2 separate regions of the Homo sapiens genome follow, and region 1 is linked to region 2. The links are chromatin contacts, found by Hi-C or POLR2A ChIA-PET in ENCODE. All regions are on one chromosome and are shown on one strand. The core of a region is the stretch at or near the end of the contact, and the rest is flanking DNA. Distances in the headings are between cores, read along the strand shown.

Region 1 (4,037 bases), core at 1,478-3,977, 910 kb before region 2:
TAAGGGTCCAATTGAAATATAAATTAGACAAACTTTTTTTTTCTCTGTTGCCCAGGCTGGAGTACAGTGGTGTGATCTTATCTCACCGCAACCTCCGCCTCCCTGGTTTAAGCGATTCTTCTGCCTCAGCCTCCCTAGTAGCTGGGATTACAGGCGCATGCCACCACACCTGGCTAATGTTTGTACTTTTAGTAGAGACTGGGTTTTGCCATGTTGGTCACACTGATCTGGAACTCCTGATCTCAGGTGATCTGCCTGCCTTGGCCTCCCAAAGTGCTGCTATTACAGGTGTAAGCCACCGTGCCCGGCCAAATTAGACATTTATCCAAGTGGGACATTCGACCAATCAGGCTGTTGGTGTCAGGTGATTTGGCTTGAAGTGAATTGACTCAGAGCCCTACCATCTGTGTATCTCTCTTTTACTTCAAAGGTTTCCCATGCGGTGCTGAGCTTTTTCTTGATTTACAAGTCTTTGATTTTTCAAAAGGCAGCAGTGTATTGCAGGTGCCCACAGAGCAGCAGAGTCTATTTTCCTTCTTTCTTTGAATCACCGTAACTTATTTTGATGGAAACTGATGCCTACAACTTTTAGGAACGTGCTCTTTCTCTTAGATGAGGCATGTCTTGAGCTGGATTCAGAGCAGCTTTCACACTAAGAACCTACCAGTTTGTTACTTTTAGTCCAAAGAAGTGGGCATCGCCTGAATGTCCTGGAAAGGCCCCCGCTGGACAGATATCCAGGGCCTGCTTCCTGGGCACTGTGGACTGTGCAGGGGCACAGCGCCCCACACTCTAAAGGGCCTCACACTTGGTTTAAATGCCCTGCATTTATCATCTTGAAATCCTTAACAATCTCATCTCTGAATATTTTTCCATCTGTAAGCAAAGTCAGATGGGACAATGCAGCCGTGGGCAGATTGGTACAGTATATGTGTCTGCTGTTGTTTGCTGCCCATTCACATATAGCATTCGCCATGCCCCTGAGCACCGAGTTCTGTTGGATCCATCACGTGTGTGCAAAGCAAGTCCACGGTAAGTGTGTGATGGCCGGGCGCAGTGGCTCACACTTATAATCCCAGCACTTTGGGAGGCCAAGGCGGATAGATCATTTAAGGCCAGGGGTTTGAGACCACCCTGACCAATATGGCAAAATCCCAGCTCTACTAAAAAAAAAATACAAAAAATTAGCCAGGCATGGTAGTACAGGCCTGTCATCCCAGCTACTCGGGAGGCTGAGGCATGAGAATTGCTTGAACTAGGGGAGGCGGAGGTTGCAGTGAGCCGAGATCGCCCCACTGCACTCCAGCCTGGAAGACAGAGAGCGAGACCTTTTTTTTTTTTTTTTTTTTTGAAGACCGAGTCTTGCTTTGTTGCCCAGGCTGGAGTAGTGCAGTGGCGCGATCTCGGCTCATAGCCACCTCCGCCTCCGGGGTTCAAGCGATTCTCCAGCCTCAGGCTACCAAGTAGCTGGGATTACAGGCGTGCGCCATCACGCCTGGCTAATTTTTTTGTATTTTTAGTAGAGACAAGGTTTCACCATATTGGCCAGGGTGGTCTCGAACTCTTGACCTCAGGTGATCTGCCTGCCTCAGCCTCCCAAAGTGTTGGGATTACAGGCGTGAGCCACTGTGCCAGGCCGACCCTGTCTTAAAACAAGGTTAAGTGTGTTATGTTTATGATTCTGTGGGGGGCCAGGATGGGGGTGGGGAAGGGCTGGCCTAATGGGAGGCCATGCTTTCTCTTCCAACCCAAACTTTCTGTAAACACAGAAAGAAGGCTGTGGACAAGGAGCCCTATCATGTCCTCCTTACTAATGCTACCTCCTGTGTCAGCCAACAGCTTACACTGACAATGATGACATAGAGAGACAGGAAAAGGTGGGGCAACCCACAGTGTCTTTTCCTTTCAGTCTTTTTTTTTTTTTTAAAGAATCGGGGTCTTGCTGTCACCCAGGCTGGAGTGCAGTGGTATGATCATAGTTCACTGCAGGCTTGAACTCCTGGGCTCGAGCCATCCTCTCACCTCAGCTTCCTGAGCAGATAGGACCACAGGCATGTGCCACCACTCCTGGCTAATAATGTTTAGTTTCTGTAGAGTCAAATTCCTGGGCTCAAGCGATCCTCCTGCCTCTGCCTCCTGAGTAGCTGGGACTTCTGGCGTTTCCTTTTAGTCCTTCTTGACTCATCAACAAGCTGAAGGCAGAGAGAGGTGGTAGAATGTGTGCAATCAATAAATGAAATAAACACAGTTGAGTGTGTTTCATGCAGGGTTCTCACTGTTCTGGTAAGAACAAAATACGTATGTATGAGCTATGAAACACAAATTCTATACTACAGTGATTACAGATACGAGTTAAGTGCTCTTATATTTGCATTTAAAATGGGTATTGCAGAAAACAAAGATGAATGGGTAAAAAATTCATGCTAATCATTTAAAATTTTAATTTGCCTTTACTGAAAATGACATTAAGTAACACATTTAAAAAGTCAAGAGAGAGACTGTTGTTAAAGAGAGAAAAAAGCTTTTAGAAGTCCCTTGGTGGCACTTTTTCTTGGTTTTTGAACTAAGGGCCCCTCCATTTTCATTTTGCACTGGGTCCTGGGGAAAGGAAAGCCTCCAGGCACAAGATACACTGCCTGCTCTGTCACTGCTAGGGCCACCCCCACAGCTTCCATTTCCCTTTCTTGGTTCTCTCGCTTCCTGCTTCGTCCTGACACTGTGAAGTGTCATTGCTCCCTCAGTTATAACATTCACCACACTTTATGTGGTTTGCTTTAATTTCTGACTGCTCTGCATGGGGGAGGGGCACTCTCTCTCCTTCTCCACTGTATATCCAGTGCTTAGCTCCTAGTAAGTGCTCAGTGACACTTACTTTTCATTTTTTACTATGAAAACTTCACATAGGCTGGGCGCAGTGGCTCATACCTGTAATCCCAGCACTTTGGGAGGCCGAGGTGGGCGGATCACCTGAGGTCAGGAGTTCGAGACCAGCTGGCCAAGATGGTGAAACCCCATCTCTACTAAAAATACAAAAATCAGCCAGGCGTGGTGGCGTATGCCTGTAGGCCCAGCTACTTGGGAGGCTGAGGCAGGAGAATCGTTTGAACCCGGGAGGCAGAGGTTGTGGTGAGCCGAGATCGCACCATTGTACTCCAGCCTGGGTGACAAGAGCGGAGCTCAGTCTCAAAAACCACTTCATGTAGACATAAAATAGAGAAAGTAATTTAATGAACCACTGCCCTGTCTGCATTATCCTGCCATTCTTATATTAACTCAATTATTTTATTTTTTAAATTTTTTGAGACAGGGTCTTGCTCTGTCGCTCAGGCTAGAGTGCAGTGGTGCAATCATGGCTTACTGCAGCCTCCATATCAATGGGCTCAGGTGATCCTCCCACCTCGGCTCCCCAAGTAGCTGGGACTCCAAGTGTGCACCACCATGCCCATCTAATTTTTTGTATTTTTGTAGAGACAGGGTCTCACCGTTTGTAGAGACAGGGCCTCTCATGCACCATGCATTGTGTGCATTGTTTTACCAGGTTGCCCAGGCTGGTCTCAAACTCCCGGTCTCAAGCAATCCTCCCGCCTCGGCCTCTTAAAGTGCTGGGATTGTAGGTGTGAACCACTGTGCCCGGCCTCAGTCATTTTAGTCTCTCTCTTTCAAGCTGTTGAATTTCCTCAAATGTCTTGCGATTCTTGGTGGACAATCCCATTTATAAATAAAGAACTACAGTACTTACTAGAGATTTCCTTTGCAGTTGTGTGCATTTGTTTACCCGAAGGCGTACCATCATCCCCTGAATGTGAGGGGGGATTTTCATCTTGGAGGAAGTGAGCAGGCCTGGTCATCGGCTTCCTCCTCAGGTGCATGAGCATGGAGCTGCTGGCTGCCTTGGGACAAGACATCTGCTGAAGGACATGGGACTCGGCTCCAGCTCTCCATAGGTCTGTCTCCCGACAGAACAGAGCTGGAGGTCCATTCGTTTCCTTGCCTGCTGCTCCAATATCCCTACCATGGGCCGTCCACAGCCAAATCTA
Region 2 (3,792 bases), core at 1,060-3,559:
GCCCAAAATGTCAATAGTGTTGGGTCTGAGAAGCCCTGCTATGCAGAGGGCGCTTGTATATACATATCAATTTAACAGCCAAGAAAGCCGAGGCTCAGAAAGTGTAGCCACTCGCTAGCCACGTGGTCTTGGGCAAATTAGCCTCTCTGTGTCTCAGTTTCCTTATCTGTAAAATGGAGGCAACAGTACCTCTGTTACCTAAATAAACATTTGTAAAGCACTTAGAATGGTGCCTGGCACATAGTGTTACATGAATGTTTGCTAAAAATATATAAACAAGCTTACCCAGGAAACACGGAAAGTAAAAGAATTGTAATGAAAGCCCAGGTGAAAAAAATCTAAAGAGACTTAAGGACATGGGGGCTGGAATATGAGAGACCTCCTGGGGGTGTACAGCCCTGTGAGCAGGTAAGGCTGTCCACCGTGTGACATCCTATGTTCCCTGCCACCCCCCACCACCAGTAGCCATGAGGTTTTCCTTCTCAGACACTGCTACCTTAAATGCACTTCATCTTTTTAGGTTAAAATGATATGCACTTCAACATGAATCTCCTTGGCAAGTATCTGACACAGTAAGCCACTATCAGTCACTAAGAATAATTCAGGATAAATTAGTTTTTCAGTTGCCTCCCAACAAATAGGCCGAATGCAGGTTATACTGAGAGTGGAAGGTAAACAGAGGCTGACAGCTTAGTGTTCAGAGGCAGGCTTAGGACAGTGCTGGCAGGTGCACAGTTGTCCTCAGCAATCCTAGACCATCAGTCATTCCCCTACCAGCCAGCACCACCTAGAACAGGCCTCAAGTCTGGGCCCTGCCTAGCTTTGCACCCCCTTTCAGAACCTGCTCCTGACCCTCCCCCACCTTCAGCTCTCCTGGTCTTTTTACTCAGTCTGGGGCCTATTCCCTACTTTCCCACTTTGACCTCTAATCCTGTCCTCAGTCAGAGCCCAGATTCCTCCACCAGCTGCTGAGACCTGCCAACTTGCTAAGTGATTGCCCTACTCAATGCTGAAGGCCTGACATATCAGCCCGGCTCTCTCAGCAAGCCCCAGGGCTGTGAAGGAAACTGGGCAGAGGGTGTCACAAGAGTGGAGGGAGAAAAAACCAAAGCAAGGGTCACCCATATCTCTACTCTGCCCAGAACCCGCCTGCTACGCCTATTCATTAGAACATTCATGGCCATTTACCGAGCTCTTTAAGCTATGAGTCTTGCACACTTACAACAGCTCTCACAGCTGTGCCCCACTCCCCCATCCCTGGAGACCTACAAGGGCCCATATTAACTGTATTACTTCTCTATTGCTGCTATAACAAAATGACTACAAACTTAGTCACTTAAAACAACTTAAGTTTATGCTCTCAAACCAACCTGATCTCACTGGGCTAAAATCAGGGTGTTTGCAGGGACTTCCCTTTCGGAGAATCTGGAAGATAATTGATTTCCTTGCCTTTTCCAGCTTCTGGAGGCTGCCAACATTCCTTGGGTTGTGACCCCTTCCTTCATTTTCAAAGCCAGCAACATGGCATCTCTCTGACCCTGTTTTCGTGGTTGCCTCTCTTTCTCTGACTCTTTTCTGCTGCCCTCTCCCACTTTTAAGGACCCTTCTGATTCCATTGGACCCACCTAGATAATCCTGCATAGCAACCTTCATTCCATCTGCAAACTTAATTCCCACTTGCCGTGTAACAGTACATTCACAAATTATAGGGATTAGGACACAGACATCTTTGGAGGTGACTATGATCCTGCCTACCATGTTAACCAACCCAGAGTGGCGGGGACCATACAACCCAGAGAGCTTGTGCTCCTTCTCAAGGGAGCAACTGCTGCTCAGCTCCAGCTGTCATCATCATGCATCAGTATGGGTTCAGTGTGGCTGAGTCTGCCAATATTTCAAGTGAAATCAGAAAATTGGACTTTCAGGTGAAGATTTCCAATTCTGACATCACTGTGCAGACCAAAAAAGAACAAAAAATCTCATAGGCTAGATATAGCCTGAAGCCACCCAGGTGTGACCTCTGGGTCCACCTCTACCACATCAGCTGTGTGAGATGATGAGATTTCTCTGGCATTTACAGGCTCTGCAGGTTCTGGGGGATGGAGAACCAGTCAGGCCTAGAGGCCAGAGAGAATGTGGTCAGGAGCATAGCGGGTACTGAAGGGGGTGCCTCAGGGGAAAGTTCAGAGGGAGAAGGGACTGACCATCTCCCTAAGGGACTAACCATCACCTGCAGGAAGCAGCAGTGCCTCAAAGGGTACAGGAAATCAGGCTGAGGCCGACCTGAAGAAATCAACCAGAGTAAGGTGGGCTTTATGGCTTGTGACCTCAGAACAAATCAAGCACACTCTTTCTACTTTCAAAAAGTATCAGTTCTTCCCCTCCCCACAAAACTAGCAACATTGGCTGACTGTGAGAAGAGGATGGCAGGGGCCGGGGTGAGAAGGAGGCCTTTCACTTTATGCCTCTCGAGCTTTTTGAGTTTTTAACCAGGTGAAAGTATTACCTACTTAAAACATTAAATTCAAAAGCTTTTATTCATTTAAAAATATTTTAAAATACAATCGATTACATTAGAGGTAAAAACACAAAAGTAGTTGTCATGGTGATGCTACTGCACTTCCATGAAGATGGTATGTGTGGTCATATAACAGGATGGTTTAGAAATGGTGAAATCTTCATACATTTGGCTAATTACTCCGGACCCATCGCCTGTCATTCAAACTGATGGCTGCTTTTCCTTATCCTTACATGCCAGCACTTGAATAAACCAGGTTGGTGTCTTTTGGAGTTCTTTTCCATTCTGACTGGCACAAAGCTAAGGCTCTGGAGTCAGTCGGCTTGCCTCTTCCATGCTGTGTGACCTTGAACAACATGCTTAGCCTCTCTGAGCCTGTTTCCTCATCTGTATAATGGCTTCATAGGCTTTTTATGAAGATAAATGAGTTAATGTGTATAAAGCACTTGAAACAGCACAAAATCAGTGCCCATAAATGTTGACACTTATTATTAACTATTTTCATTATTCTTTTAATCTTGTTTATTTTTGAGTGGGGGGATTATTAAAACCATAACTTAAGACATGTAACAAAACATAAGTAACGTAGGTGAACTAAAATGAAGCGAATTTAACCTCTGGTCCCCCAAATCCTTACAAGCGCCCTCTTAACAGGAGTATCATTGTCTATTTCATAGATAGAAAAACTGAAGCTTGGGGAAAGTGAGTGAGTTGCTCTAGGACACTGAGTTTGGAAATAGAAAAGATAGGAGCTTGAACCGCGTTTTCAAGACTCCAGATCCCATGGCTTTCAACTCGAGGCTGTCCTACAGTATGATTATAAAGTAACAGGTGCTCCTTCCTTATTTGGTCCAAAAGAAAAAAAAATTGCAGGGCTCAGAGGGGAACTTGGCTTTTTGATTTGTTCAGTTTGGGGTCAGCCCTTCCTTGCTCCTGGCCCCAGATTCAGTAGATTCCAGGGTGGGGGGGTCAGGTCAGCAGGTCTCTGGCTTATATTCTGGCCTCAGCTTTGGAGCCAAGTTATTCTCTCCCCTGGGAGGGAGTCAGGGTTGGGGAGGGGGTGTCAGAGCCTGGAGACTGCTGTGGATGTCCCTGGCCCAGCTGTGGCCTGAGCTTTCTCACCAGGAGGCTTTCCCAGCATCCCCACTCTTCCCCAGGCCTTCTGCCATCTCTCCCAATTCTCACCATCCAAGAAGTAGTTGTTGCAGCTTGAAAACATGGCTGCTAGCAAACTTGTGGGTTAAATGCCCCAGGAAGATGGAGCGCACTGCCCA

The links. A loop is a pair of places that touch in the nucleus more often than their neighbours do. ChIA-PET counts read pairs that join two places held with the same protein, here RNA polymerase II (POLR2A).
Region 1: a loop to region 2 is called in a map with no recorded cell type, with 4 times the contacts of the local background. The contact joins two enhancer-like sites. A Hi-C loop is called at or near these places in 1 of 37 single-sample maps with no recorded cell type. POLR2A ChIA-PET finds 5 or more read pairs at or near these places in 1 of 52 experiments (OCI-LY7).

What each region holds. Positions count from the first base shown.
Region 1 is chr1:24,479,966-24,484,002 of GRCh38, reverse strand. No RefSeq gene overlaps it. Among named protein-coding and RNA genes, the nearest start is that of RCAN3AS, 20 kb to the left of the region's middle. RefSeq lists an enhancer at 2,713-2,822. Within about 2 kb of position 2,727, at least 9 of the 41 ENCODE cell types and tissues checked have a DNase peak (open chromatin) inside an H3K27ac peak, as active enhancers do; they include OCI-LY7, where a contact is called at or near this core.
Region 2 is chr1:23,572,871-23,576,662 of GRCh38, reverse strand. It overlaps LOC124903876 (a long non-coding RNA gene), which reads right to left. Exons shown (of 3, transcript XR_007065537.1): 3 at 2,963-3,792. LOC107984928 (a long non-coding RNA gene) reads left to right here. Exons shown (of 2, transcript XR_007065540.1): 2 at 1-227. Among named protein-coding and RNA genes, the nearest start is that of ID3, 15 kb to the right of the region's middle. RefSeq lists an enhancer at 1,817-1,906. Within about 2 kb of position 2,309, at least 5 of the 41 ENCODE cell types and tissues checked have a DNase peak (open chromatin) inside an H3K27ac peak, as active enhancers do; they include OCI-LY7, where a contact is called at or near this core.